Linked DNA regions of Mus musculus: regions 1, 2, 4, 5 and 6 are each linked to region 3. A link is a loop called in an ENCODE intact Hi-C map of the cell type or tissue named here. Cell type or tissue: heart. All regions are shown on one strand. Region 1 overlaps Cacna2d2 (calcium channel, voltage-dependent, alpha 2/delta subunit 2). Region 2 overlaps Tex264 (testis expressed gene 264). Region 3 holds the start of Cish (cytokine inducible SH2-containing protein). Region 4 overlaps Dock3 (dedicator of cyto-kinesis 3). Region 5 has its middle 2.6 kb from the start of Dcaf1. Region 6 holds the start of Tex264 (testis expressed gene 264).

Region 1 (5,000 bases), 220 kb before region 3:
GTTCAGATGTCAGGGTCACTCTCTCCCTTCCCTGTCTGCCCAGCTTGGCCCACTCACCTGTAGTTGGTACTCCTTATAGGCACCCAGGTGTAGTTCCGAATCACTTCGTCTATGTACCTCTGGGAGAGGAGGCTGCATCAGGTTCTTGGGTGAGCGGGCAGGGGAGGGTGGGTAGGGATGGGTGTCCATTCCGATGCCCTTGTTCCCTGGTCTGTGCCTCCATACCTCATCCAGGGATTTGACCAAGGTTCTGATCTGCTTGTGGCCTTTGTCGCCGTCAATCATGCTGCGACGGATCTGCAAGGGCCAAAGGTGTGAACCCCCTGCTCCCGCGCCAGCTATTTTCTTGTGCTCTCCCCCCCCCCCGCCCCCAAGCCTTCAGCTCACCTCCTCCTTGTTCTCATCTTCCAGCTCTGCGTCCAGGAAGTCCAAGGTCACAGGCTCCCGGAAGTTGGTAGTCTACAGGAAGCCAGATAGGAAGTCAGGAGTCCTGGTCTTGGAGGGGCTCCCAGCCCTCGGGGGGCTACTCACTTGGCTCACCTGGGGCTTGAGATTGGGATGTAGCAACACGTAGCCGTTCAGGTCGATGGCGAACACATAGCCATTGGCGCCGAGCTGTGGGGTACAGGTTGGGGGGCTCAGAGGGCTGAGTGGGGATTTCTTAGACTCTGAGCTGCCCTCCATTCTGTTTCCCATACTGCTTGCCTTTACAGGCTGGGTGTTCCTTGTACACCAGTCCACGCCAAGGTTGACTAGCCCTGTAGGTAGGTGGGCATTCTCCATTTCCCATTTCCCACGGAGGAACCAGCCAGCCCAACCTCTGTATCTGCAGGACGCTCGCTCACAGGCTATTGCTTTTGGGCCGCTGTGTGGCTCCCTCATATCCACTACTTTCTCAAATGTTGCTTTCCTGTCCCCATTTTAGTGGTGGTGGACAGGAAGGAGAGACTCTTAGGCTCCCACAGGCCTGGCAGAAGACCCGGGAGTGGCATCCAAGAACAAGTCATTGCCTCTGAGTTTCTTACTGTATGTGGGGCCTCTCAGGCCAAACAAAGGTTTCCCATGGTTCAGGCTTGAAGTTGTCACACACATTTAGCACTTGTTCTTGCTTTCATAGTTGAGACCCAAGTTCTCTAAGCACAGGCTCTGAATAGCCAAACCACCATCCTGTCTGTCCCTTCCTTGGCTCCAGTTTCTGCCTTCCACTCTCAGGCTCTTATTTGGAAGAGTCCTTCTGCCCCACCCCACCCCTACCCCCTGCCAGCATACTTCTGGGCAGGGCTGAATCTGGCCTGCCACCTGTTGCTATAATTTGTCTGTAAGCCTCAAGTGGGTTTTATGGCTTGATTTATTTATTGAGACAGGATCTCTCTGTGTAGCCCTGTTTGTCCTGGAACTCCCTCTGTAGACCAAGCTGGCCTCGAACTCAGAGATCTGTGTGCCTCTGTTTCCTGAGTGCTGAGATTGAAGGAGTGGATCACCACTGCCCAGTGGGTTTTAAGGTTGGGAACTGGAGAGGCAGCTTACAGTTAAGAGCACTAACTGCTCTCCCAGAGCACTGGGTTTGACTTCCAGCACCCATGCAACAGCTCATGGGCATCTGTAACTCTACTTCCAGGGATGCAGCGTCTTCTTCTGGACTCCAGAGGTACCCAGCACAGAAAAACATCCAGGCAAAATATCCACACACATTGTATTTTTTGAAAAAAAATAAAAAAATAATTACTTTGTGTTGTAAAAATGTTATGGAATTCAAATATCAATATCTACAAATAAAACCTTATAGGCCATCAGGCATGATGGTATACACCTTTAATTCCAGTACCTGGGAGGCAGAAGTAGGCAGATCACTGTGAATTTGAGGCCAGCCTGGTTTATGTAGTGAGTTCCAGGATAGTCAGAACTATATAGAGAGACCCTGTCTCAAAAAACCAACCAATAAAAATGAAACAAATCTGCATGGGCCATTTATCAATGATTTGTGTGCAGCTGTGTTCACATGATAGTATTAGCGTGGAAAATGGATGTTTAGATCAGCAAGGCCTGAAACACTCACAGACTAGTCCTTCCCGTGAAGCTTGCTGTCCCCAGCTTCAGACCAAACCCTTTGGGAAGTCTTTCTGTGACGGTCTTTCAGTCCCCATGTCTCCCCTGCTGAGTCTGGCTTGTGTCACTATGGACAGCAAACCAGGGCAGAGGGGCAGGTGGACACTTACTGTGTAGTTGGGAGTCAGCCTTTTGATGTCATTCAAGGCCACATCGATGCCCATGACACCCAGGATTAACTGGTTCTGGACACAAAGGAATGGGAAGGTATGCTATAATGAGTCAACTCCATAGTAGAACCCCCTGGCCCAGGCCTAAGGGCTAAGCTGCTGATACGGAGAGCTGCTTTGCCAAATCTGTAGCATGCCCTAACCCTCCTCCATCCCCAGACCTGCTCCAGGCATGCCAACTCCTCCCCAGATAACCCACTGGGCAACTCACCTTCTTTTCCCCAGGGCCATCCTGTGTCAGGTTGAAAACAGGGAGAGTTCCTGTTACCACCAACCCCAGCCCCTGAAGGGAGAGAAGGATGGGGTCTCCTGTGGCCAGCCCTGTCTTCACTGTGAGTGTTCAGAGAAGGGGCCCAGCCACAGGCCACCTGTCATTTTCTTTTACTTGGTCAACACCAATAAGGGGCCCCTCGAGGGTCTTGACTGTGTGGGGACATCCTTGGGGGAAGGCCACTAGTCCCCTTTCTTTGCCCAGAAGCCTTACCAGTGCATCTTCATACACGTTTGTCCATTGCACTTGCTTGGCGTCCTTGCCTGCCAGTACCATGGGCCTACCCAGCACATCCAGGTATTCCTGGGAGAGGAGAGGCACTAAATGTCCTTCCCAACTCACTCTTCTCTCATCTGCTGCCATGGACAACAGCAGCCACCAGGGGTCGCTATCGGCCCATGGCTGGAAAGCACGCAAAGCATGCAGCCACAACCAGAGGGAAGCCAAGGCCTGGGAGGGGCCGCCTCCTCCACAACCTCACCTGTGTGTTGATGCGGATGGCTCCGATGGAAGGGATCTCAAAATAGTAACCTGCAAAGGGAGGAGATGTGGGTTTGACTGGCACAGCAAGGCCCGCAGCACAGGGGGTAATGTCGCCTGGGTACACCTGCAACACTCTGTGTATTGTGACTCTCCCCCAACTCCTTTATGCTCCCTGTCACTGCCCTGGCACTGTGACCAACGCTACAGGAGAGGATAGATTGTAGGGGTCTAAAGAAGCAGCAGAGGTGGGAGTGGTTAACAGAGACAGGGTGGAGGAAGGAGCCTCATCCGAGGACGTCAGAAACGTGAGTTTTACCCAATCAATCAACAGAGATGGATTGATCAACAAACAGACATTAGCAGAAAGGCTGGAGACAGACAGACAGGGGACATACAGCCAGATGGTCAAGCAAGACAGCCCACCAAATAGACAAAGCACCGGAAAAAGGGTATGTATGGAAGGACAGACACACAGTGCGTGAACAGACAGCTGGACACATGGATGGACAGCTAGCAGAAGGACACAGCAGGCAGAGGCTGAAACCCGATGAGGTACCTTTGTTAGTACAGGCCATCCACTGCAAGGGTGTGACATCATAGTTATGCTGTCCTACGGAGAACGTGAACACACGTACCTGCCGGGACGATGAGGTTATCACAATGGCCACCGGAGGACGACGGCCCTCTCCCGTCCTGGACCCAGCTCAGGGCAGCCACCCACCAGGGCTGAGGCTCACCGTCCGATTGGGCCAATTGTACTTTTCGAAGACATCCTGCACGCGATCCTCACCCCCATCCGTGAACATCATGATCATCTTATTGCAGTTAGCCCGCGTGATGTTGGACTAGTGGAGGATGAACACAGAGTCAGGCAATCCTTGGTCTCTCACAGGTCCAGGGTGGGGCTTCCTCCCTCACGGCAGATGGTACTGTCTGTCTAAGCTGCCTGTTTACTATTAACAAGGCAATCCATCTTCATCTTCCCATGTCACTAAGCCTGGTCCCTCGCCCACCCCTTGCTACCCATTTGCCCACCCGTGGGGCTCACATTCTGTAGCTGGTCAAAGGCATACTCAAAGCCGGCCTTGTAGCCTGTGGTGCCCTTGGCCACCATGCCCTGCACAGCTTCCTTGAACACCTTCTTGTTACGCACATTGGCCTGCACCAGGTGTGTGAAGCAAGACACAGGCTGCGCCTTCTCGTTGAACTGTGGGGACAGTGGGGGGTGGTGAGTGGCTTCAGGCTGGCCACACAGTGTGCAGCTGTTGTACAGGGCTGATGGTTGTCATGGGAGCAGGTTGGATGGGGGTGAGTGGTACCCATCCTGCCTGCCACCTTGCCACTCACTGAGGCCACGTTCACATAGTCATCATCAGAGAGCGTGTCTAGCATCTCACAGACGGACGTCTTCATCAGCTTCAGAGTCAGGCCGCTCACGCTGCCACTCCTGGAAACCAGGCATGGAGGGGGCGCATGCATGTGGGCTCTCAGGGTTTTCCCGTCCTTCCCTCATAAGGTGCCCGGGCAGAAGAGTCCAGTCCTAGCCCATCCCACCAGCCTACAAGGCTCACTCACACATCCACAATGATGACCATGTCCTTGGGTGATGAGGCCCCCTGTATATACCTGCCAGTGAGAAGACTCAGTTAAGGACGGCACCTCCGGGACCTGCGGGGTCTTCCTTCTTCCACCCACTTACTGATTCCTGTGCTTCTTTCTACTGACCACGCACTATGGGGGTTGGAATGGGCCTGGGCACTGGGAAGACCATGCTCAATAAAAAAGACAGTTTTTTTTTTCTTGTGACGTGAGTGATCTGGTTCCCTCATTAAGTAAACAAGAGGTGAGGGGGAGGGGCAGGTGATCCACGGGGACAGAAGGCTTTAGTGGCTTGTGTCCTCTGTCCTAGAGAGACTCCAGAGAGTCTGGCTGTGTAATGGAGGAGGGAGGGAAGATCATGGAGTAGTGTG
Region 2 (5,000 bases), 620 kb after region 3:
GAAAGCTCCAGAACCTCTGTTAGAGTTGAGTCCCAATGACCCCTTCCCTCCTTCTGAGTATGAGCCTTATCCTCTGGCTTAGTTGTTGGCATCAGCCCATATTCCAACTGGTTGCTTCCCCGTGTTCCTTCACATACCAGGGGAGTTGAACACATGGCATAAAGTGTTGAGCTTCACCAGGTCTGGGTAAAGGAGGCCCAGTATACATCTGTAATTGGCAGATGCAGCCTCTGGGCTTGGACTACTAGATCATATACCTACTCCTATTGACTGTATAGGTTGTGGGCTTGCAGTTGGCTGTCTCTATTGAACCCAGTGGGCCAGCTGACATAATTTCTCTTTTCTAAATCCTTAAAGATATCAATCTTGTCCTGTTCATACACTTCTGAGGTCTTTGCCAGGCAGTACCATCAAGAAGAACTTCTTCACCGTGACCTGATGGTTGTCAAAGACCTACCTCTCTGGTAGGGGCAGCGGGCTAGCCTCAAGATGGACTCATGTCTGAAAGATCCAGTTTCCAAGAAACTGCCCTCTAGTACTAGGCTGAGGAGGCTGGATGCCTTGAGAGATGTGCTGAAGCCTGGCATGCCCCTGCCTCTTCCTTGTTAGTCTTGGCTTTGCTGGGTGTTTTGCTTGCTTTTCCTGGGTGGGCTTTTCTTTCTTCAGAGTGCTGGTGGTCCCACCACTATCCTGTCTTTCTAATATGGATCCAGGCTGGTGCAGTTCTGGTCCAGCTTTTGCTGGTCACAGGGACTCCAAAGAAATGTCTGATGTAAGGAGGAGAAGTAGACAAATAAGAGGTGTAGGCTTTTGTCTTGGGCTGAAGCACTGCTATTGGACCAGCTTTGCCACTTCCTGGATTATCTTCATAGCTGTCATATCTCCTTGCTGGTGACCTAGTTCTACAGATTTCTAGCTCTGGCGTTGCTTGGACTACTCAGCAGGTGGTAGGATTGCTGTGCTCTTACACTGCTGTCCGAGCACTGGCCAGAGTCGGGAGGGGACAAATAATGACCTAACTGTGGAGTTGGGAGAGACTGAGTCAGAGAGAGTTCTTGTGTTCCATTCCACATTATTCTGTATTACATTGGAGAGGAACACTTCCCTTATGCCAGGTTATTTGATTGTGGGCGGGGTTTGTGTGAGCAGCTGTGTTCATGCCCGCACCATTGTTCCACATACCCGAGGAATTTTCTTTGTAGTATCCTAGACTTCTCTGTGAGGCCTGGCGTGGTGGGAGAGAAATGAGAAGGCTCCATTGCAGTGAAGTAGAAGACCTGTACCCTTAGTGTATATTTAGGGTCAGAGAGGAGGGGTAGCTCCCAAGAAAATATCAAAAGGCTTTGAGGAGAGGAATTGAGCGGAGTCTTAGAGGATGGACTAGAGTTTTCCTAAAGAAGACTCACATAGGTCGAAGAGGAACATTTAAGGCAGAGGAAGTAGCTTACGCAAAGGCAGGCAGCATGGGACGACGTGGCATGTTTGGCTGCAAATAGCTCCATGTGGGTGTATATGGGGGTGTGGTGGGAGAAGAGGCTGACAAGGTGGGCTGGGCCAGAGCCGGGTTCTGCCCCTCCCTCTGCCACGTACTCAGTGGTTGCCGGCCGGCCCATCTGGGTCCTAGCCCTGCTGATGACTGACTGGTCCTGAGGTGAATTGAGTGTCACACCTGGCCTGATTGGTTTAGATTTGCCATAGATGGGAACTGTGAGTCATTGAGAAGTTCTAGTTGTGTGTTCAGACATCTTTTGGAGTCAGAAGAGCATTGAGTTGGTAGTTCCATGGGACCTGCTGAAGTGATCCCAGGAGAGGCCTTGGAACCCAAATTGAGGCAGGCAAGGGATAACAAGGAGAAATCAAGTGGCAAGTGTCCTAACACCCATTTTTCCCTCTAACCTTTGTTAACATTTTTTTCTACCCTCTCTCCCACCTGGCATGCCATACATAGGGGTCAGCAGGTACAGTCAGTCACTTGGCCAGTCCAGACCTGTGGGTGGGAACTTCTTTGCCTGTATGGCCAATGCAATCCTTAGGGTGTAAGTGGTGCAGGTGCACCATCTAGAGACAAGACGTGGTACTGCAGCAGTGACATGTTTGAGTAGGATGGCAGTAACTTGAGGACAAGACAGCAGAATCTGGGAAAAGTTTCAGAAGAGGAAAGGTGGTACAAAGTCTCACTGAACCTGAAGGATGGGATGATGGTGGGGAAGGTCTGTCTTCAGAGTTAGAGTAGGTGGGCATTCTAGGTCGAGGGACTGCTGTTGGGACCATGTTATTGCTACAAATAGCCAAACGTGGTTATGGGGCATTTCATTAATGTCAAGCCTTTGTGAGCTATCTCTTTTAACATGAAAGACCTGTAAGGAAATATCAAGGAATTGTGCTCTGAGAAGCCAGGGGAAGGACTTGGGCGGGATCACATGACTCAGGTTTCACTCCTGGCCGGCCTTGTAGCTGTTTATGGTTATAAACACTACATTATATTGCCTATCTCTAAAACTCCTCTAAGTTCTGCCTGCTGTCATTTGTCCAAGGAAGCAATGCGGTCAGAAGCTTGCCTTGAGAGTTAGCTTTCCCCCTAGGGTCTGTGTAGAGGTCAGAGGCTGAACAGGTGCCCACGGTCTCCCCAAAAATGATTCTAAGGCAGGATAGAATGCCAGAGTAGAGGGAGTGGGTCGGGGCTAGGAAAGGCCCACAGATTAGTGGCAGGCGTGAACGGGGCTGGAGGGGGGAGGTAGGGACACGTGTGTGAGACTGACTGTGGTGCTGAGGAAGTGCTCAGGAAAGGAAATGAGTGCAGGTAGGGAGTGTGCTGTCACATCAGAGGGCGGTGGGCCTGGCTGGGGAAGGATTGAATGGTGCAGAGTTAAGGTCCAGATCTGTGGTGAATGTCCTGGAGTTAGGAACACCTTTCCCTAGGCACCTAGTCCAAGAGCTGTACATAGATGGTAGGAAAATAGACCTGGGAAACAGAGGTTGGACAGGCTGTCACCATCTGCTGGCAGAAGTGAGTCCTAGGAAGTGTTGGAAACTCAAAACTCAACTGCCTCTGGTTGATGGGAGCTGTAGGACAGAGGATCAGGAGAGGAGAGATGTAGAACAGGAAGTACATTTGTTAGGGGCTGGGAGACATGGGGAGGGGGACCAAGAGTTTGGAGTAAAATCAGGAAGGGATTTAGAAAGTAGACAGGTTTTAGGGGAAAAGGACCAGAGCCCTTGTGATGGTGACTGTCTCTATCTGTGAACCTAGAGGGGATTTCGACTTAAATTTTTATCTCACATCCTGATCTTCTACAGCAAATGCTAAAATCCCTGCTCTGGGCTCTGTCCTGTGTGTTCTACTGTGTATGCTCATACATACTTGTGTTTATGGGCAACCAAGAAAGAAGGCTGTTACAGGCTTTTCCCTTTGTTCCCACTATTCAGTTCCACTGCCTTGCTTTCCATGATCTCTCTGTTAGTAAAGCTTGCCCCTCTGGGGGGTAGGAGGGAAATAGCTAATTGGACCATGCTGAGTCCAGATCTTAGGCTCAGCTCTTAGCAGTTCTGCTGGATGCCCTCTGAGGCTGGGACCCACAGAAGGTAACATAAGGAGGCCCCTCAGCAGAGCTGCTGATTAATAGGCTGTGTAGAGGGTGATAGCTCAGATATCTCTTTGTTCTTTCCTCCCCAGGGCTTCTGAGGGTGGAGACCAAGTCTTGCCTTGTCTTTCTTGCTTTTTTTTTTTTTCCCACCATGACTCTTGGGTTGTATTTGCAGCTTGGCTTGTTTGCTGAAGGAATAAATGAGAGTCCCACAACAGAATGCATACACACGAGCCATAGTTGATTTTAGTACGGAATTACCAGCTTCATCCTGGTATCTGGAGCTCTGGTTCTTCTAGGACTGGATTAGCCCAGAAGCAGAGGGCCTTGGGTCTGAAGGCCTCCATCCTCTGCATGACCCTGATCCCGTGCCCTGCCTCCCTCCACAGGTGCCTCCTGAGAAGTGCCGCTGTGCAGTCGGCAGCATCCTGAGTGAGGGGGAGGAGTCGCCTTCACCTGAGCTCATCCACCTCTATCAGAAATTTGGCTTCAAGATATTCTCCTTCCCAGCACCTAGCCATGTGGTCATAGCTACCTTCCCTTACACCACCCCCATATCCATCTGGCTGGCTGCCCGCCGAGTCCATCCTGCCTTGGATACCTACATCAAGGTGAGACATAGGTATAGCATGTGGAGGGTGGACACTCGGGCCCCTTGGATGGGAACTGAGAGGAATACACCTGGTTTGGAGAGAGCAGCTCTCTAAGGCCCTCATGGATCAGTCACCAGGGTGGCTAGGCTGTATGGCAGAGACTTTTGGCATCTCTTTCAGATGCTTAAGAACTTGGGGTTAGACCATCTCCAAGGGCTTGTTCAGAACCCTGGTGTGGTCAGATTGACTCTGTCTTTGTCTTCACCCTGCCCCTCTCCTCCTTGAGGCCTAAAGAGCTCTCAGTGGCCATGTGTCAACCTGGCCTTGATGCTACCTTTGACAGTGTGCCCCCCTCCCTACCCTCAGGACTTGAACATCCATGGCAGGCTTCGCCTCCTTCATTTCTGACCTGGAAGGGAGTAATGTTGACAACACAGCCTGTTCGTAGGAAGAGATTGGATGGGGGGTCTCTGTGTCTACAAGAGTTCTGAAACCTTGTCCTGTTTATACCACTTCTTTAGATATTTGACAACCCGAGAGCTAAGGAAAGGGTTGCATGTAGAGGGTCCTAGATCCAGTCTAGCACTAAAAGCCAACCTAACAACCAGTCAGTATTCAGTTGAAGCCTTCTCTTGAAGATGGGCCACCCTGTTCCCAGGCATGGGCTATGGGGCTGTGAGTGTCCTGAGGGGACCCACAGGTTAGGCTGACACTTCTTGGTGGTTGACACTCCTTCCCTCAGACACATTGGGTTGACAATTACTTTGTCTAGGCCATAAGACACTGAAGTCAGTAACTTTAGCAACACAGAACCAGCACAGAG
Region 3 (5,000 bases):
TTTGACAGATTTCCAAGAACTTTCCAGGAAAACTGGGCGGGAGCTCCTAGAGTTGACCAATCGTATCGCTGGACGTGAGACGAGCATCTAGACCGACCTATTGAAGTGCAGGGACCCTGAACTGACGTGCCCGAGTGGGGCGGGACCTAGAGACTAGTAGGCAAAAGACTGGGTTGGGGACAAGTTAAGAAGGAATGTGGATGCAACTGGAGACCAGATTGTCTTCCCTCTACTTCTTTGGGGATGGGTGCGCTTATCCCCCCCCCCCTAGAACTACAGCGCGGGGGCAGGGTCGGGCCGGTCCTCTTAGCCAGCCGCTTCTAGTTTATCGGACGTTGTCTCTGGCGGCCGTGGTCTCGCTTATTGCAGGACACTGTGTGAGAAGGTGGGTGGTGTGCTGTGAGATCTGGAGAAAGACTTAGGGAGAGGCCTGGAGCCCTGAAGAGGACGGAAGAACTAAGGAGGTCCACTGTGGCCACTACAGCTAAAAGAGTTCAGGTTACATCTAATCTTTTGTAATCAAATGATCTCATCCCTTCTTTGCCTAATCTCTGAGTGGACCGACAGTTGGGGAAATTACCCTCTTGAGTCAGTAAACAGAGATAGTCAGCTCCCAGACAGCCCTGTCGATGGCTTGTTTGTTTTTGTTTTAAAATTGAATTCAGACTACCTTGGAGCTCAGTTTGTAGACCAGGCTGGCCCCAAACTTCTGAGTACAGGTTTACAATGTGAACTTATAGGCTAAGTCACCATATCTGGTTTACCAAGGAGCTGTAGGGTCTATGTGATCTCCCTCCACATCCACGGTTCAGGATATGGGGAGATAAGATCTGGAGAACCAGTACACCCACTCCTTCCACACACGTCACACCACCCACGTTCCTCAGAAAGGGTAGCTATAAGATTCTTGGCAGCGATGACAGGCTTCTGGCAGTGTCTAGAATCTGAGTATAGTGACTGGGCTTTCCCCAGCCCAGGCTAGGCTCTGGGTGCCCCACCCAAGATAGAGAGCTAAAGATAAAACCCTGTGAAAAGGAAGGAGTTCTTAGGGAAGATAAGAGATTACTCCAAGGGACTCAGTTCCCCGTAGGTGCCCTGGAGGGGAAGTTAAGTGTAACCCAAGCAGGGCTCCCAGAATACAGCAAGAAGCCAGTTTCTTGGAATATGGGTAGGATGGAGTAGGAGTACTCTGAGAACATGGGATCCCTGTATGTATGCATACTAACTCTTCAGTAGAAACTGTCTGTTGCCGCTTTGCTATGAAGATACGGGGGATTTCACAGGTGTCATGCAACAGAGCTGTGGTTTTCTTTTTATTTACTTACCCTTTCCTTTCCTTTCCTTTCCTTTCCTTTCCTTTCCTTTCCTTTCCTTTCCTTTCCTTTCCTTTCCTTTCCTTTCCTTTCCTTTCCTTTCCTTTCCTTTCCTTTCCTTTCCTTTCCTTTCCTTTCCTTTCCTTTCCTTTCCTTTCCTTTTTTTCCGAGACAGGGTTTATTTATCTTTGTAGCCTTGGCTGTCCTGGAACTCACTATGTAGACCAGGCTGGCCTTGAACTCACAGAGATCTGCCTGCCTCTGCCTCCTGAGTGCTGGGATTAAAGATGTGTGCCACCACTGCCTGGCATGATTTTCTTTTTTAAATTGTGTGTGTGTGTGTGGTGTGTGTGGTGTGTGTGTGTGTGTGCGCGCACGTGTGTGTTTTCATGTGTTTGTAGCCACAGTATTCACACAGAGTCAGAGGATAACCTGAGGGAATTGAGGGAACCACTTCTCCCAGTCCACTCTGTGGGTCCCAGGGCCCAAAGTCAGGTTGTCAGGTTAGTGGCAAGCACCTTGATCTGTGGATCTCTTTCGCTGGACCCCAGAGCTGTGATTTTGAACTTGGATCTACCCCTTTCAAGTGGGCCTACTGAACACTTACCTTGTGCCAGACACTCAGCAAATCCTAGCTTCACCTTGCCCTCACAGCTACCACAGATAATGCTGCCTTGTACGTGAGGAAACTAAGACACGGCTTCCAGTGTGCCTTGGGGAGAGAAGTGTTTGGTTCTCCAGTAGTCTTTTGTGAAGTTGACAGTGTTAGACATCCCACCTACGACGTGCTGGGAACCATGATGTGCCCTGTTTTGCCCAAGCTACCTGCCCACTTGTTTCATTCAAGTTTTGTGAATGCCTCTGGCCATTTCCTTACTACTGGCTCTATTTCCTGACTACGCCCCTTGAATGGACCCCTCCCTGACTGCTGGGCCCACACTGCCACCCAGTGGCGATCCTTCCTAAGACCTCACTAGCCAACTAGAGAATAGAGAATTCTTCCCAGTGCACTCAGGCACTTCATGAATTACTGTTGCTGCAGGACACTCCTGCCCCGTTCCCAGAATAATGATGGATCACAAGAATGCACAGCAATCTAGATAGCCTCGGTATATGGCTTCTATCCTTTCATCATGAGCAGGTTGCCTTTCATCAAAAGGCAGATGTGGTGGGGAGGAGGGAGTTCCCTCCATCAGCACTTTACTGCATCGTCTATTTGCTCACCATAAGCTACTTCAAAGGCCTCAGTCCCTGTTCCTTTGAACACCCAACTATTACTGTTACTGTTACTATTACGAAGGGCTAAGTGCCAGAGTCTGCTGTCATGAACCCAACTTGCCCAAACCCAGCATACTATGTTCTGAATCTCTACAACAGTGTGAAGGGGACATGATTCCAGATGGTTGCTACAGCATAAGCATTGAGAGGAAACTACATGTTCTGATTTTTCTGGGTCAAATGAACAGCTGGAAAAACCTCTGTTTATAATTGGTATGGGAACTATGTGTGTTTGTATAATCACAGACATTTACATTTATAATTTGATGATGATGATGATATGTGTGTGTATGCATGAGTGTGCACACAGGCATGCATGGCACAGTGTGAGTGTGAATGCAGAGGTTAGAGGGTGACTTTATAGAGTCTATTCTTTCCTTCTTTGCATAGATCCTAAGGGTTGAACCTAGATAGGTTCCTGGGCTTATGTAGGACATGAGCATTTGCTCACTGAGCCATCTCTCCAGCCTGGAAGGGCATTTTTTTAAATGGGACTACTTACTTTTTATACTTCAGTATGGTTTGAACACTTGCAACAAGCAAATTTGACCTCTTTGAATATATATTTTTTAAACTACACGCAGTGTATGGTGGCTCACACCTATAATTATAACACTGGAGAGGTTGAGGCAGGAAGGTCAGGCGTTGAAGGCTATCCTTGTCTACTCAGTGAGTTTGAGGTTAGCCTGGGCTTAAATAATCTGTGTTGCCCAGGGACAGGTCCATACAGCATTGTTCTTGATTCCTGTTGTAACTTAAAGGAAAACTCACATAATGTCTGGAGCCGTTGATGTCCTACAGGTAAAGGAAGAGGATAGTCCCAAATTCCTTGCCACGGGAACCCACTTAGATGGCACCAACCTTGACTTTCACATGGAGCAGCACATCTACAGAAGGAAAAGTGACAGTCTCTGCATCATAAATCTGAGGAGGACCTGGGAGAGGCTGGTGCTTGCAGCTCAGGCTATGGTTGCTATCAAGAACCTCGTGATGACAGCGTCATCTCCTCTAGGAACACCGGCCAGTGAGCCAGCTGGAAGTTTGCTGCTGTCACAGGCACCCTCCCACTGCTGGATGCTTCATGCCTGAGACCTTCATTATTAACCAGATCCAAGCAAGCTTCAAGGTGTCAAGGCTTCTAGTGGTGACTGATCCCAGGGCTGACCATCAGCCCCTCAGAGAGGCCTCTCAAGTCAACCTGACCACCGTGGCTCTGTGTGACAGACTCTCCTCGGCACCACGTGGACGTTGTTGCTATCCCATGCAACAACAAGGGAGCTCATTCAGTGGGTGGGTCTGATGTGGTGGATGCTGGCCTGGGAAGTTCTTCACATCTATGCTGTTATCTCTCAGGAGCGCCTGTGGAATTTACACCAGATCACCACTTCTACAGAGACCCAGAGGAGGTTGAGAAAGAGGACCAGGCAGCTGCCAAGAAAGCTGTGATCAAGGAGGAATTCCAGAGTGAATGGACTGCCCCAGCTCCTGAGTTTATTGCTGTTCAGCCTGAGGTGGCCGACTGGTCCTAGGGTGCACAGGTACCCTCTGTGCCCACCCAGCAGTTCCCCACAGAAGACTGGAGTGTGCAGCCAGCCACTGAGGACTGGCCATTGGCTCCCACAGGGCAGGCCACTGAGTGGGTTGGAGCCAACACTGCGTGGTTCTGAGCTGCTCTGCAGAACACCGGAGCAAAGAGGGAAAGAGGCAGAAGGAAAATAAAGTTCCTAAAAGCTGGTAAATCAATCGATTAATTAAACAAAGTTAGAAACACAATTATAAAATTTTAGAGTAATTAAAATATAAGCTCATTTTAAATTTTATTTTATTTTATCTTTAATTATGTGTATGTGTTTGTGTGTGGGTGGCCAGAGGTGTAGGCTCCCTTAGAGCTGACATCACAGGTGGTTGTAACCCACCTGATGTGGGTAGTGGGAATGGAACTTGGATCCTCTGGTAAAAACAATATGTGCTCTTAACAGCTGAGCCATGTATGTATGTATGTATGTATGTATGTATGTATGTATGTATGTATGTATATATCGGGGCACATACAATCCAGCCCCAGCCTCTACTCTCAGTTACCTAACTTTCCGTTCCTTGTGGAGTCATGCTCAGAGAGAATGAGACCTTACTGAGCCTTGGGTTCACTAGCTTTAAGCTGGTTGCAGCGCCTGCCCCGGCCTCCTGGAAACAACACTTCCAGATTGTATGCCTTCCTTCAATCTCTTAGATCCTGGGTCTGATTAATAGGTGGGACTATGATCCCACCTGACCCTAGATACAGCTAGGCATAAGTGTGTGTGAATACATGTGCCTGTATGTATCTGTCTGTGTATGTGACTATCCGTGTGTCTCTTGTGTGCACTGTGTGAGTGCATGTATGAGCGTATGCTTGCACATGTGGATTAG
Region 4 (5,000 bases), 130 kb after region 3:
ATTCAAATTTGTTTAGGGTTCTCTAAAATAACTAATTTCAAAACAATAATGACTCATATGGAAAAAATTCCCAGATGAATGCATATTTAGTTATTGCTATTTATCAACTTTATAATTATAGATCATAAATGAAGATTTAAAATAGCATTAAACTGTGTGCATAAATATATAAGCTTATTCTTTTTAAGCTTTTCAGTGAAAATAATGGAAAGATAATTTTGAAAATCAGCCTTTTGAATACTTTTGGGGGTTGAATTCTGCTAAAAGTTTCTTAGATTTATGATTGATTGACTCTTTCTTGTCTGTTATTAGTTATATAATTGAAAAAGACACCAAGAATTTGAAGGCTATGCATATTTTTATTGATATACCAAGTAAGAAAATATTTTTAAAAAGGTTGTAGGTTGTTTTTGGCTTTCAAATTCACTGTTGGTTTCTTACATGGTTTTTAGAATGTGCACTCATTCTAGTCTGTCCTTTACAAGGAAACAGTTATAATTCTTTTTATTATTACTCGTGTGTTCAGGCATGTGTGCCATGTGCCTGTATGGAGGTCAGGAATCACTGCTGTGGAATTGGTTTCTTCTTTCCAGCTTTACATGGTGCTGAGGATTAAACTACGGTCACCAGGCTTGTGCAACAAATATTTTTACCTGCTAAACCGTCTTAACAGACTGAATGATTTTTTTTTCAAAAAATTTAATTAAGATTATTTTAAATTATGGGATAGAGAAGAGATTGTACTTTTTTTTTTGATGTATCTTTTGCTAGTCTTTGATCTCTCTCTACTCGGATATTAGGTTAAGGACCAGTAAGTTTGGGTTGGATTGTTTTACTTTTGTCAGTGAAAATATATGTTTGAGATACAAGCTTGGAGTGTCTTGTCAAAGAGGGAGGGTACTACCTTGAGCTCCTGTTAGTACCTTTGACCTTACTCCCTTGGTTTGCACCTGTTTTGGCTGCTAACTGTTGACTGTCACATGGCCTGGTCTTTATAGAGGCTCCATTCTTTGAGTTAACACTGCTCACATTGTTCTGCAGCTTCTCAGCCAGCAGCTTTTGTAGAGGTACTTTTTGCCTCTATGGGACAGTATGGCTTCACTTGCATTGGGTGCCTAGCAAGGTCATCTTACAATCTCCACAAAAATGTATATTTGCCAAAGCACTGTTCATCAGTGTTGAAATTATAGGTGGTAAAACTTCCAGCGCAGAATGTGGAACAAGGCTAAGTCATTACCACTTTTCATGCATGTGTTTACATGTTATGCCTTTCACATAAATTAATTTCATATTTACACCAAGATTAAGGACTTATTTTTAGGGCCAGAGAGATGGTTCAGAGGTTAAGAGAACTGGCTGCTCTTCCAGAGGTCCTGAGTTCAATTCTTAACACCCACATGATGGCTCATAACTGTCTATAATGTAATCTGATACCCTCTTCTGGTCTGCAGACATACATGCAAGCAGAACACTGTATACATAATAAATAAATCTTAAAAAATAAGAACATTTTAATACATTTTTGTTACTTGTATTTGTCTTATTTATTTGCTTGTTTAATATAACAGAATTAAATTGAAAAAAGTCAACCCTATTTATTTTTCAAGTTGATTTGAAGTGATTTAATTTATATGACGTGTTTGGTGTGACTACTGAAGATGTCATGCGCAGTTGTGAGGATAGATGTAAATCTCACAACCTCACCTACTCTCACCTAATTAACTAAGCATTGAGCAGTTATTAATGGTATTTGTCACAGTTGCAAACCATTGTGCTTCCATCTTCTCTAGCACTTGGTTATTGTTCTCAGTTTTTTCTCTTTTTGTACATTGATGACATTTATACAATTTATAATATTTTTATGGTTATTATCTTTGAAAGTCAGTCCAGGTCTTCTAAAACCTGTGGCTTGTTCCTTTCTCTTAAGCTTAACATGGTTATTTTATTTGTTTATTTTTTCTTTTGGTTTTTCGAGACAAGGTTTCTCTGTGTAGCCCTGGCTGTTCTGGAACTCACTTTGTAGACCAGGCTGGACTCGAACTCAGAAATCCGCCTGCCTCTGCCTCCCGAGTGCTGGGATCAAAGGCGTGCGCCACCATGCCCAGCTTGTTTTTAATTTTTCAAGACAGGGTTTTTCTGTGTAAACCTTGGCTGTCCTGGATCTCACTCTACAGAATAGGCTGGGTAAGAGATTAACATGGTTATTTTTATTTAAAACAGCTCCCCTAATATTTTCCTTTTTCTTTGTGAAACCAACTGCTTAAGCAGAATGTGCTGCAAATAACATTGTGGTGGTTAATCTTACCACTTAGGAGATCTCTAGGCATGGCTTTGAAGACATGTTATAGAGATGAATTTAGCTGAGGAGGGAAATTCACCAAGGCACCTTTCACAGGCTGGGGTTTGGGAATAAAAAGGGAAAGAGGAGGCAGCTAGCTGAGTGCTGCATGCCTCTTTGTTTTCGCCTTGCTTTAGAGGTAGTGTGTGACCAGATGCTCTGTGCCTGCTACAGCAGACTTTCTCTTCAAATCATGAGTTAAAATAAATCTTCCCTTAAATTTCTTTGTCAGGTATTCTGTCATAGTACAATAAAAGCAACCTTACACTCTTAAATTTTAAAAACTCTGGTATAAAAGAGACACTACTATTTATAGGTGAGAAATTGAGTTTGATGTCATACCTTAATTTTTAATTACATTTGATTATATATGACATTTAAATTATTTATTATTGTATGTCTGTGTGTGTGCCCTCATACATATGTGCAGTATTTGTTTATGGGAACATGTGCCACAGCATGTTTAGAGAGGTTAGAGGACAACTTTGTGAAGTCAGTTTTCTCCATCCACTTTTGTATAATGTTCAAAATCAGATTTCTATGCTTGCAGACAAGCATTTCTACCCACTGAACCATCCTGTAGGTGGTGGCAGCAGTGGCTACTTTGGTTGCAGCTGCTGCCACCACCGTTGTCTCCTCCTCCTCTTCCTTCTTCCTTTAAAACTTTTTATTGGTTCTTTGTGAATTTCACATCATGCACCCCAAACCCACTCATCTCTACCTCTCCTCATACCTGCCTTTCACTCTTGTAACCTCCTGTTTAGCAGAGAAAACGAACAAACAAAACTTGGTTTGGAAGCTGTAGTGTGTCATAGTGTGTCATATAGTGTTACCTTTTGTCTACACTTCTTTGCTTGCAAATGTTCGTTGCAATGAATTGGTGGTCTGGCATAAGGAATGCCTCTGGCTTCTGCTACTCTATTGATAATGGAACCTCAGTGGGACTCCTCTTGTTTATCCATTGTTGCCCTGTGTCTTGGGAGATCCTGTAGCTTTAGATTTGTAGGACTGACCTCTTCATATACACTAGCAGTTCATAGATGGGGCAGATGTTGGGGTTGGTCAATTCAAAACCCTGGATCTGAGAGGTTTCTGAACTAGTTAGCCTGTAGTCTCTCCCTCTCTCATGCCCTTGGGGATGGCTCATCACAGTCCCTGCTACCAGGGCCAGCTCTACTCTGTTGCCCAGGTGAGGTGCAGGGCCTGTTCTCCCTAGTGTTGCCATTGTTGAGGGACGTGACCAGTTCTTCCACTCTCATGACCCCAGGGCCAGCTCTCCTGACTGCTATAGGTGGTGAGGGGTGAGGGAGAGGAGGAATGTGTCTCTCCTTTTTTCATACCACCCAGCTGGCTCTCCTGCAACCTCTACCCCTACGTCCACCTCTACTGTACTGCCCCGGCAAGCCTGCTCTCCTGACTGCTGCAGCAGGTGAGGTGCAGGACCATCTTTCCCACTCTAATGATCAAGGGAATCAGCATTCCTGTTTGCCGAAGGTGGCAAGGGGTGTGTGTGTGTGTGTGTGTGTGTGTGTGTGTGTGTGTGTGTGTATCATCTCTCCCTCTTTAACCCATGGCTGATAGGTAGGACAGTTCTCCCACACTCAAGCCCTTGAGGCAAAGCTCTCCCCACCCCCCATGCCACCAGGGTCAGCTCTGCTGTCAACCCAGGCGAGGTGTGCAGGGCCCACCATCCTGAGTGCTACAGCTGGTGAGTGGCAGAGACAGATCTCCTGCTCTCACAACTTCAGGGCCAGGCCTCCTGCTTGCCTCAGGTGTTGAGGGTGGAGGAAGGAGAAGGATATCTCTTGTCTATGCCACCACACAGTGAATGAGTGGGAGGGCCGGGTCCCCCGTGCTCATGTCTTTGAGGGCCTGGCTAGGCTTCCAATCAACTACCGCTCTGTGGAGTACTACAGTTGGCTAGGGGTAGAGTCAGCTCTCATGCCTCCAGGGCCAGCTCTCCCATGATGCCCAGCTGAGGGGTGGGCCAGTTCTATATAGCCCTTAAATAGCAACAAGCCCACCCCTAACTGGGGCAGCACAGGCCAAAACCTCACCATGATCCCAGGTGGCATCACTGGCTACTCTTCTTAGGCTGTTCCTCATTACTCTTAGTCTCTAGTTCTGCCTTTCTTTACTGTGCTTACATCCTTCTGTTTCAGTTTCTCTTCCATTCTCCACCACTTAATTGCTCCTTTAAGAGGTTTCTGGGGTCTCTGAGTGTCTGGGGTTATCTCAGGAGTGCTATGCCCCACTCATGCATTATGATGCTGGGCAGGGGTCATCTCAGGCATGGTTTGCTCCCCCAGGACTGCCGGTTGTCTCAGGCCAGCTCCCTGTTCAAGTCCAATAGCACTTGTCTGGTGGTCATCTTGGGCTTGCTCTTCACCTGGTCTGCTCAAGTGGTTCCATGGGAGAGTCATCTGTCTCAGGCTCACTCCTGCCCTGGACCCTCAGTCCCAGGAGGGGGTTCTTTTAGTCTCAGGCTTGCTCTTGGTCCTAGGAGTCTTCCAGGGCTTGGGCAGTGTGGGATTGGTGATTGCCTCAGGCTAGCTCCCTGTCTGAGTCCCCGTTGGACTGGTGATTATCTTAGGCTTGCTTTTTTCAGAGAGTGTGAGGCTACTAATCATTCAGATGTTCCTAGGTCAGAACACTGAGCTTA
Region 5 (5,000 bases), 470 kb after region 3:
GGGAGGAGCCGAGGGACATCAAAGCGCTCCTGGGAAATGAAGTTTCCGCGTTTAAGGGCGGGGGAGGGATGATGGCGCTAGACCTACCATTAAGCACCACCTCAGCGCATTGACTTCTGGGATTCGTAGTTTTCTTTAAGGCGGAAGTGAAAAGTAAAGGAAGGAATAGATCTTTCTAAAAGCCCGGGCTGCCCGAATTTACTTAATTCTACCCTGTGTCATCTAAGGGCTCAGTAGGACACTGCCACATCAGGCTCGGAAGGATGCCAGGGTCAAAGAATGCATTTCACACAAATGTATTCAGAAACAACTGTACTCGTTAGAAATTCGTCGGTTTTCCTTTGTCTTTCTGTTAAAAACATATTCGACAGGAATCAAAAAACATCAGTTACCATGTATTATATGTGAGGCAGAAAAATGAAAGCCCTTTGGTGAAAACAACTAATCACGGAGGCCATCTAATTCAATTTATCAATTTTAGAGTTAAGGAAAATGAAACCCACAGTAAATGACTTGCCTAACTTCACAAACCAAAGGGAAGCTGCATCGGAAGGATCTGGTTTTGACCCAGCGATTCTGTGTGATAACATGGAAGATTACGATAACTCCACAATTGAGCAGAATCTTGACAAAACCTACCCAGACGTCAGGATTCATGCAACTCACTATTGTTCTTGGCATTCTGAGCGAGTTCTGTGCGTTTCCATAGAGCGATTACAGCCAATACGTTCTTGTGGAAATTATAAGACACTGTGGACCTCTTGTCATGATCAGATTCTACGGCTGTTACTAAGCCTGTATCAGAAGAGTGGTAGTGGCAGTGGCGCATGCCTTTAATCCCAGCACTTGGGAAACAGAGGCAGGCGGATCTCTGAGTTCAAGACCAGCCTGGTCTACAGAGTGAGTTCCAGGACAGCCAGGGCTACAGAGATTTCCCTCTGGAAAAAAAAAAAAAAAAAGCAGGAAGAGGAAGGGGAAGAAGAAGAGACAAAGAAAGAAAAGAAAGAAAAGCAAGCAAGCAAGCAAGCAAGCAAGCAAGCAAGCAAGCAAGCAAGCAAGCAAGCAAGCAAGAAAGAAAGAAAGAAAGAAAGAAAGAAAGAAAGAAAGAAAGAAAGAAAGAAAGAGAAAAGCAGCAGCCAGTATCTTAGGGCTTAAATCCACTACCACCCTACCCCCACCCACCTGAGCACTTCGTTCCTTCCTCACTCAATTATGTGCTTGGAGTAACAGCTGCTTGAAATACAAATTCTAGAGGGTGAATAGCAGTGCTACAGGCATATAACTTGTAATCACGCTCTTGCTACAACACAGCTTTCTCCTGTGCATCTGAAATCTTGTCTCTTGAGCTATAATGACCATTATTTATTTAGACTCTATAGCAGACTTGAATCAAATGGTTTTTTTTTTAAGATTTATTTATTTTATGTGAGTAGCCTGTCACTCTCTTCAGACACACCAGGAGAGAGCATCAGATCCCATTACAGATGGTTGTGAGCCACTATGTGGTTGCTGGGAATTGAACTCAGGACCTCTGGAAGAGCAGTCAGTGCTCTTACCTGCTCAGCCACCTCTCCATCCCTAAATCAAATGTTTTAATTACACTCATTATTCTCAACACCAGGGCAGATAAGGCTAGCCAACTTTATGGAGGAGAAATCAAAAGTAGTAATGTTGAATGAAGAGTTTCGCTGGGCATGGTGTCACATGCCTTTAATCCCAGCACATGTGAGGCAGAGGCAGGTGGATCTCTGAGTTAGAGGCCAGCCTGGTGTACACATTGAGTTCCAGGATAGCCAGAGCTACATTTAGATAGATAATGCCTCAAAACAGACAGACAGACAAAAAAAGATACAGATTTGGGGGCTGGAGAGAGCCTAACATGAAAGAGCATTGGCTGCTCTTCAGAGGACCAGGATTTGATTCCCAGTACCCAAATGGTTTCACAACCACCTGGAAATTCAGTTCCAGGGGATCAGACGCCCTCTTCTGGCCTCTGGGCATCATACATGCATGGAGTGCACCTACATAAATGCAAGTACAACACTTGTATACATAAATAAATCTTTAATTTTTTTTTCAAGACAGAGCCTCGATATCCAGCTCCAGCTGTCCCGTACTCCCCTGTGTAGACCAGCTCTGGCACTGAAATCACAGACATTCCCCTGCCTCTGCATTCCAAGTGCTGCAAATAAAGGCGTGTACCACTGTGACCAGCTACATTTTTATCTTAAAAAAGAGAGTTCACAACACCTAAAATACTATTTCAGGCAGCTTTCCTGCCATATCTTCTTGGGCTATAAGCCCAAAATGTAGAGGGATGGCTCCTCCAGGTATCCTCAATCCCTTGGATACCTTACCTCTTCCTGTGGTCTAGATGCAAGAGCCCTTGTGAGGACCCAAAGCCCAGTTCATCAAAGCAGGAGTTGCTACCTCATTCTGTCACCAGATGGCACTACCCCACTTTAGGAACCCAGTGTGGGGGTACTGGATTGGAGGTCTTAAGGGGCATCAAATGGGATTGTAGTAGAAAAGCAGAAATACAGGGCCTGTCTAGAAGCAACTCCCTCAAGAATATCTACCATGCCAGGCAACAGTGACGCACACCTTTAAACCCAGCACTCAGGAGGCAGAGTCAGGAAAATCTCTAGAGTTTGAGGCCAACCTGGTCTATAGAGAGAATTCCAGGACACCCAGGGCCACTCAAAAAAAACCCTATGTTGAAAAAAAAAAAAAATCAGCCAGGCAGTGGTGGCGCACGCCTTTAATCCCAGCACTTGGGAGGCAGAGGCAGGCGGATTTCTGAGTTCGAGGCCAGCCTGATCTACAGAGTGAGTTCCAGGACAGCCAGGGCTGCACAGAGAAACCGTGTCTCAAAAAAACCAAAAAGAAAGAGAGAGAGAGAGAAAGAAAAGAAAAGAGAAGAGAAGAGAAGAGAAGAGAAGAGAAGAGAAGAGAAGAGAAGAGAAGAAAAGAAAGAGCTGGACATGGCAGTGCAAGCCGCCAGTCCCAGCACATGAGTGGAGAGGTGAGGATCAAAAATTCAAGATCATCCTTGGCTAACACACCAACTTTGAGGCAAACGTGAGACACATGAGACCTTGTCTCCAAAAATAATCTCCACCCTAGAACTTTTGCAGCCCTCTCTCCCTCACTCTGAACACTGTGTAAAACCACAGCCACATGCGGCCAAGCACTCCAGACTCCCATTCTGGAAAGAAAGAGCAGCACCCAGGCGTCCCTAGCTACATATTCCAGATTCAATCATTGGCTATTTCACAGGAGGGGTATTACCCACATGGCTAGATAGAAAAGTGTGTGTGTGTGTGTGTGTGTATGTATTAGGCACCCGTGTTTAGAGCCAACTTTCACGCCTAAGCACACAGAAACACAAAACCACAGATAACCCAGGCCTGCGCACCTAGCTTGATTCTGGCACATTGGATCTGAATCTTTAAAAGGAGCATTTTGTCCTGGATTGTTTGTTTTGGCTTCTTTGGTAGAATATCTGAGGGCTTTGTCCTACTGTGCTCTACTCGTGCCTCTCTCCCTGCTGGGACAACTGGGAAAGTAATCCCTGCCAGAAATGGGAGGAATCGTGCTTACTAAGCTCCCCAGAATCAGAAAGGACAAGAGGAACAGGACGTTGGTGGGGCATGCCTTTTCCAGCACTCGGGGCAGGCAGATCTCTGAGTTCTAGGCCATCCTGGTCTACAGAGTGAGTTCAGGACAGCTAGGACTGTTGCACGGAGAAACCCTGTCTCAAAAACAGAAAACAAAACAAAAAAAAAGAGATAGTTTTGAAAATAAAGGGTTGGGGGGGGAGGTGCTGGAGAGATGGCTCAGTGCTTAAGAGTACTAGATATTCTTCCAGAGGACCAAAGTTCAATTCCCAGCACCCACATGGCATTTTATAAGTGTAATTCCTGTTCCAGGGGATCCTCACATACGCACGTGCAGGCAGAACACCAGTGCACATAAAATTTTAAAAAGTCATTTTAAAAAGTGAAGGGCTAGCCTGTACTGCCATGCACACATGTATGAACAGAGACAGTGTTTTAAGACAATAAAACGGGAGGCAGAGGCAGGCAGATTTCTGAGTTCAAGGCCAGCCTGGTCTACAAAGTGAGTTCCAGGACAGCCAGAGCTAAACAGAGAAACCCTGTCTCGAAAAACCAAAAAAAAAAAAAAAAAAAGACAATAAAAGGACAAGAGGCACCCCAGCTCCAGCCCCAGAATCAAGGGTAACAATCCTAGACATAATCTACCTATCCCTGTCACAAGTGTGCCTGTTATTTATAAAGAAAAAAATCTGGGGCTGGCGAGATGGCTCAGTGGGTAAGAGCACTGACTGCTCTTCCAAAGGTCCTGAGTTCAAATCTCAGCAACCACATGGTGACTCACAACTACCCGTAATGAGATCTGATGCCCTCTTCTGGTGCGTCTGAAGACAGCTACAGTGTTCTTATGTATAATAATAAATAAATCTTTAAAAAAAAATAGAAAAATCCACAGTAGCATCCTCTGGGCCTCAAGCTCCACCTCCTTCTATAACTACTTTTCTCCAAGTGCCTCCTTTCTAGGTTCGCCCTACCCTGGTGCTACCCAATACCCCCTGCTTTCTTCTGGAACTCACTGAAGCTAGATGAATCTTTCATCTGCTTAATGCTCTGTTAATTGAACAAAACTAAGCTACCAGCATCACAGATGTTTCTGAAAATAGTATCAGTGCTTCCAAGCTCTGGGGACCCCAGCCTAGACAAAAAGGAAATCTCAGTCATGCACTAGTTGACCCACCTAGTGAACTCCAACTGTCCTCCAGCTCCCCCAAGCTTCCCAATCTTCCCCCCAGAATGTGGGTAGAGAGGGCACTCCTACATAATTATATCTCTGTCCACCACTTCACTTAACAGAGAAATAAACTGAGGCTCTACAAAGATAATAGCAACCACATGGTGACTCACAACCACCATGGGATCTGATGCCCTCTTCTGATGTGTCTG
Region 6 (5,000 bases), 610 kb after region 3:
CGTGGGTTCTGAGGTTGGGGCTGGTACAGTGGGAGCGAGCGAGTCCAGATCTCTATAACTTGTAGAACGCATTCAGAGCTTGGGTTACATGGATGTCCCTCAGACCTCGGAACACTGAGCTCCCAGAGTTGTCTCTGTTACATGGACTCCTCTCAGACATTGGAATACTGAGTTCCCAGAGTTGTATGTCTGTGTGTATGCCCTGCTAGCCAGGAAGAGGGCTGTTTCTGTGTTCACAAATAGTAAATTAGTAGAAACAATTTCAGTAGGGAACTGGAACTGGTTTTTAAGCAGCCAGGAAGTAAATGGGAATTCTGAGAGGAACACGTGACTGCTGTACACTCCAGCAGTCATCCTGGGCTTGGAGCGTACTTCATCTTTGCAGCAGCCATAACTCTAGACAGGCCTCCTGGCTAAAGGTTTCTCTGTGATAACATGCAGCTTATGTTGTATAAGGGTGGGGGTGAGATCATAGGAGATTGAATTGCTTACTAGCTCCATGGGCTTTGGCAACTCCCCTCCCTCCAACAACCCTAAATATCCTGCTTTTCAAATGGACTTATGGGGAAGTGTGCATGCGCACCAAGCATGAGCATGTGCTGAGGGAAGCAGGAACCTCACAATCTATTGTGCTTAGATTGGAAACCCGAGGTGGTAGTGGGTATACCAGCTATGCTTGTAATCCTAGCCCTCAAGAAACTGAAGCAGGAAGACCATTTTGGGCTATGTATACAGTGAGACCATGTCTTTCATGGAATGTTTTAAGGGTCTCAAGAAGCCCAGTCACTCTGGTGTATTCTAAATCCCTGTTCTCTTTAACACTACTAAATGATGCAGATACTTGCTACCTTAGGTCTGCTGTGTCCCCTCTGGGAGGGATGGGGTAGCTATTGAAGAAAGTAAGTGAACCACATTAGGTCAGAGCCTTCTTAATGGCTTATCTCTTTAGTCCTTACCCCTTGAGTAACGCTACTTAAGTATCTGTATTCCTGGCTTAAAGATTTTGTCTGGAACTCTTGTAGGAATTAATGTGTGGATCATATATTTATAACTTACAACTAAAACTGAAGTTTCCCACTCTGGGAGCGTGAAGCAAGGAGCTGGGGTCTGTTTTGCTGATTAGTTGAAACAGAAGATCAACCATAGAGGTGGGACTGCAAGTCGCAGGCAGTCAGTATCTTTAGGTGTGACATCCATGGCTCTGGAACTGAGTCCTTGTCTACAGGGGAAGGTTTTTCTGGGGCGTTACATTCCTTGTTCCTACACAGACCTTTTGTTTCCCACTTCCCTTTGCTTTCCACATGCCCAGGTCTGAACCATGGTTTTCTGTGCACTCTCAGCTAGGTTGCTCTTTCCCAGTATTACTGCTGGGAGAAGTCCCCTTCCCCGAGGATGACTTTCTGGCTCCACTGCTGACTAGTTCCCAGGAAATCAGCACCTTAAACGGCCAATCTGCCAAGTGCTGACCTGCCCACTGCTCACCTTCAGACCCTTCTGCCCCTGTGTATCCAAATCGGTGTAATCCCTCAACGTCTGTTCTGTGCCACTAGCTTGGCTTTAAGCCGTTTATGAATACGTGAGTCCTATGATGATGAACTAATACGCAGGCAGTGTCCACCCTCTTTGCTTTTCAGGGACCCAAGTCTGCGCCTTTCCCCTGCCATGAGTCTGTTTGCTATAGTCATCTAGTGTGCTGGGGAGAGAGAGCCAGGCAGGCTGCATAGTAATCTACAATGTAGAGGGCTGAGGGAGGTTTGGGCACTCTCTACTACCACTACTAGGATGATATTCAGACAAGAGAGGACCTCATACTGTGACCTGAACCCAGGACCCTCCCTGGAAGAGAGCTCAGCCCAGCTGTGTTTGAGTGAATGTGTGTATGTGTTTGCATGTGTGTGCTCATGTGCACTGTGGTGTAAAATGACTGTTATCTGGTTGTAACTCAGGGCAGGCTGGGGACTCACCAGAAGATTCCTTCAGGCCTGCCCGAAACAGATTTTTTTCCTTGTACCCTCTTCAGAGGGATCAGAGAGAGGGTCCAGGTGGGTTGAAGGGGTTGCAACAGATAACCACTAAGGCCACACTGCTGCCAGAGGAGTTGGGGGGGAGGGGGAGGGAGATGAGGCTGCCCCAAGGCTCTGGTACCTGGCTTTAGTTTTCTGTCTTCTTTCCTCAGGATGCCCCTGAGGCCCAGGACCTGTGCCTGGCTTAGAGGACCATCTGTGGCTGGGTGGTCCAGCTGCTGGTGTGATCATGGGCTTCCCTCCTCTCTCAGCAGGGCAGACACGTCTGCTCCAGGGACTGGGCGACTGGCTGTTTCTATGACGTATTTATTTTTACTTGTGTTTCATGTCACTTTTTTAAAAAAAAAAAGCAAACAGAACAATTGTAAGTCAGTATAACTGCCTATCAGTTTTCTTTATTTCTCTTTTTGTAAAATAAAGTTTAAACTCAAGATGTTTGGTCAAGAAATTTTCTGGACAGAGACTTAGCTGGGTACTAATGAAAGGAACCTAACAGAATAATGGCTCTTGGACAGCACACGAGGTGGGGTGGGACAGGCTCTGAGCAGGGTCTGTTGGCAGGGTCAGTCATTGGGCTTCTCCTGTCTCTGCTCACTAAGAGGGTTGAGTACCTTGTCCTGCTCTTGGTAGAACAATGAAGCTGACTTTGAGTTGTTGAAGCCCGTTAAGTCCTCAGCTGTGGGGCAGCCCATTCAAGGCTGGATGGCTGGATTAAACCAGTTTCAGTCATACGGACTGTGGGGATGGGAGTTGTGGGAGCACTTTACACCGAGTGGATATTCTCGGGCAGAGTTGGGGGTGGGGCTCTAACAGGGTTTGGAATGGGAGGAGGGGAGGAAATGGACAGTTCCCTCTAACCCCGCAAGTTTAAGAGGAGCCGCCCCGGGGACATACCCTCTGGCAGTCTACACAGAACTAAAGCACCTCAGTTGGTGATTACTGGGAAAGAGGAAGGTTAAGTCTGGGCTTACACTAAGTGGGGTCTGTGCTATTGAGAGAGGTCTGGGAATGTAAGGTGAGCCGGTCTCAGACCTGGTAGGAGTGTACAAAGGGCCTTGCCAAGGAGTCTGTTGCCCCCTGGTGGTCACTTGATAGCCGGCATTGTTGGAAGCACTGGGAGATGAAGTCTGGTGGGCTGATTCCCAGTTGCAGGCTCTCCTACAATAGAGTGCTGACATTCCTCAGGCATACCTGCAACTCTGATACTGAGTTCTAGAGTTCCCACCCAGGCTAAGGGAAGTGAGCCAAGACAGCAGGATGAAGAAAGAGTGTCTCCTGACAGTCATTTCCTGACACAGGCTAATGAGTTTCAGAGAGACAGAATTAACATGTGCTCTGAACCTGGGCCATGTGCCCTTCGTGTCTCAAGAACCCTATCTAGTGTACAGCCCACCTGCCCGAAGCAGCCAATCATTACCATGTTTGATGTTCACGGTAAAATAGCTATAATGACTTTCCTGCCCTCTCTACTTTGAAGACTTTTGAGTAGCTAGCTGCTTTTTCTTACCAGCCTGTCTACAGCATTGGGACATTTGTCTTGTGGATGACATTCAAGATCACATGTTACCCCATGGCTGCTGGCTTTTTCCAAAGTCATCTTATATGCTCTTTGGGTGATCAACTTTCCATAAAGCAATCTTGTCAGAAGTACTAATATAGTCCTTGGCCCAGCCTGTCTGGCATCAAGATTTATAAACAGCCAAGTTTACAAGCATAGTGGCCTTCCTCACTTCCAGCATAGATCTGGGCGTCTCAGGAGGTGCCCTCAGTACAGTGCTTTGAGATTCATAGGTCATCAGATCCTAGCTCAAGATTGAACCTGTATTGAAGGAGCTTACCCTTGACTTGGGAGTTACCTAAGTTATATTAACTTAGTAGAAACTCCCAGCAACCACAGCCAGGGCTGTGAAGTAGAAGCTTTGAAAAGAGGTGTTCCCTGGAGTGAACTTCCGGAGGCCAAGGCTTTCATTTGGTTCACTCAGTGTTTCCATAATAAAGGTTGGATGGAGGGATGGTCGTCCCTATGCTCAGAGAATCCCTGATGGGTGGCTGAGTGAAGACACTTAAATTTGCATTCTCCAGAGATTGTTCAGAGCATCTTTTGTTTATCCATAGCTTCCTCAGCTGTTAAGACCTGAGCAAGCGGCCAGACTTGAGAAGGTTCTGAGGGAAGGTGGCGAGAGTAAGACTGGTTCAGTTAGTAAGAGGCCGACATTGCTGTGCGGATCCTCTCTAAAATGCACAAACACTATTCAGTCCCGCTTTGGCTTCCTGGGCTTCTGGAGCAGGCAAACAGGCTGACTTTCCCGGTGCTTGGAGCCCGCCTTCACCCCTGCGCCTTCCCTTCCCTCCCTGTCGGCCAGGATACCTTGGGGTATTGGTTGGTTGTTGCTTGATCACCTTCAGGAGTTCCCCTTCATTGGAAGCAGGAATGTGTGTTGTGGGCCCAACCCAGCTGGGGGGGGGGGAGGCGGCGGGGGAGGCGTGCATGTTACCAAGGAGACGGGGCGGGGCAGGCCTCCGCCCTCCAAATCTGGAGCGCACGCGCCCACAGCCACGGTCACGTCCCGCCGCGAAAGGGGCGGAGCGAGCGCGAGGGGCAAGCGCACACAGGCTCCACGACTGAGCCCCTATCTTCCTCCGGCGCCCGTCCGCGTCCGTGGGGCCGCCGCTGAGGTGAGGGCGGGGCCAGAGGCGAGGCGTTCCCGACGGGGTGTCTGCCGGGGCTCCCCCTCATCCCCTCCCGCCTGCTCCCCGCGGCCTGAGCCGCCCTCTGCCCCGCGTCTGACTCACTGCTGGCCCAGCCTGCTTCCCGGGCCTGAAAGCGACGGGGAGGCGGTCCTGACCTCTCGGCGCGGATCCTGCCTCGGTGCTGGGTGCGGGAACGTCCGGGGTCCGTGGGACTAGAGGGGAACGGGCGGGGCCCTCACCTTTCAGCAGCGCTGCCTGTGGCCGCGCGTCGCGTCGCCGCTCCAA

What was found. Hi-C counts contacts between places; a loop is a spot of excess contacts. Peaks named below come from ENCODE experiments on the same cell type or tissue, not always from the same donor. Only the 100,000 strongest peaks of a DNase experiment are listed, where the experiment ranks them.
Region 1: a loop joins it to region 3, with 6 times the contacts of the local background. A loop is called at or near these places in 16 of 42 quality-filtered maps.
Region 2: it touches region 3 in a loop (4-fold over the local background); 16 of 42 quality-filtered maps call a loop at or near these places.
Region 4: it touches region 3 in a loop (15-fold over the local background); 10 of 42 quality-filtered maps call a loop at or near these places.
Region 5: a loop joins it to region 3, with 2.4 times the contacts of the local background. A loop is called at or near these places in 2 of 42 quality-filtered maps.
Region 6: a loop joins it to region 3, with 4 times the contacts of the local background. A loop is called at or near these places in 15 of 42 quality-filtered maps.

The regions. Positions count from the first base shown.
Region 1 is chr9:107,512,710-107,517,709 of GRCm38, reverse strand. Cacna2d2 (calcium channel, voltage-dependent, alpha 2/delta subunit 2) reads right to left here. Exons shown (of 38, transcript NM_001174049.1): 9 at 4,606-4,656; 10 at 4,378-4,477; 11 at 4,079-4,237; 12 at 3,768-3,875; 13 at 3,587-3,665; 14 at 3,029-3,078; 15 at 2,761-2,850; 16 at 2,488-2,559; 17 at 2,217-2,291; 18 at 541-615; 19 at 388-459; 20 at 226-297; 21 at 58-119. Among named protein-coding and RNA genes, the nearest start is that of Tmem115, 19 kb to the left of the region's middle. In heart, a CTCF peak has its summit at 2,925 (motif pointing right); a DNase peak (open chromatin) is centred at 3,039; H3K27ac peaks cover 70 bases; H3K27me3 peaks cover 695 bases.
Region 2 is chr9:106,672,712-106,677,711 of GRCm38, reverse strand. It overlaps Tex264 (testis expressed gene 264), which reads left to right. Exons shown (of 6, transcript NM_001081654.2): 4 at 3,974-4,195. Among named protein-coding and RNA genes, the nearest start is that of Tex264, 11 kb to the left of the region's middle. In heart, a CTCF peak has its summit at 2,066; a DNase peak (open chromatin) is centred at 2,021.
Region 3 is chr9:107,291,689-107,296,688 of GRCm38, reverse strand. Cish (cytokine inducible SH2-containing protein) reads right to left here and starts at 30. Exons shown (of 3, transcript NM_009895.4): 1 at 1-30. It also overlaps the pseudogene Gm17040. In heart, a CTCF peak has its summit at 2,261 (motif pointing left); DNase peaks (open chromatin) are centred at 924 and 2,228; H3K4me3 peaks cover 999 bases; H3K27ac peaks cover 677 bases; H3K27me3 peaks cover 591 bases.
Region 4 is chr9:107,165,055-107,170,054 of GRCm38, reverse strand. The region is part of intron 2 of Dock3 (dedicator of cyto-kinesis 3); the gene reads left to right. Gm23595 (a small nucleolar RNA gene) reads right to left here; the gene lies at 4,949-5,000. Among named protein-coding and RNA genes, the nearest start is that of Gm23595, 2.6 kb to the right of the region's middle. In heart, no CTCF peak of the experiment used is centred here; no DNase peak of the experiment used is centred here; H3K27me3 peaks cover 310 bases.
Region 5 is chr9:106,816,845-106,821,844 of GRCm38, reverse strand. It overlaps a transcript of Dcaf1 not described here. Among named protein-coding and RNA genes, the nearest start is that of Dcaf1, 2.6 kb to the left of the region's middle. In heart, CTCF peaks have their summits at 77 and 2,444 (motif pointing right); a DNase peak (open chromatin) is centred at 34; H3K4me3 peaks cover 829 bases; H3K27ac peaks cover 751 bases.
Region 6 is chr9:106,685,535-106,690,534 of GRCm38, reverse strand. Tex264 (testis expressed gene 264) reads left to right here and starts at 4,583. Exons shown (of 6, transcript NM_001081654.2): 1 at 4,583-4,700. Rad54l2 (RAD54 like 2 (S. cerevisiae)) reads left to right here. Exons shown (of 22, transcript NM_030730.2): 22 at 1-2,455. In heart, a CTCF peak has its summit at 3,101 (motif pointing left); DNase peaks (open chromatin) are centred at 3,064 and 4,644; H3K4me3 peaks cover 916 bases; H3K27ac peaks cover 597 bases.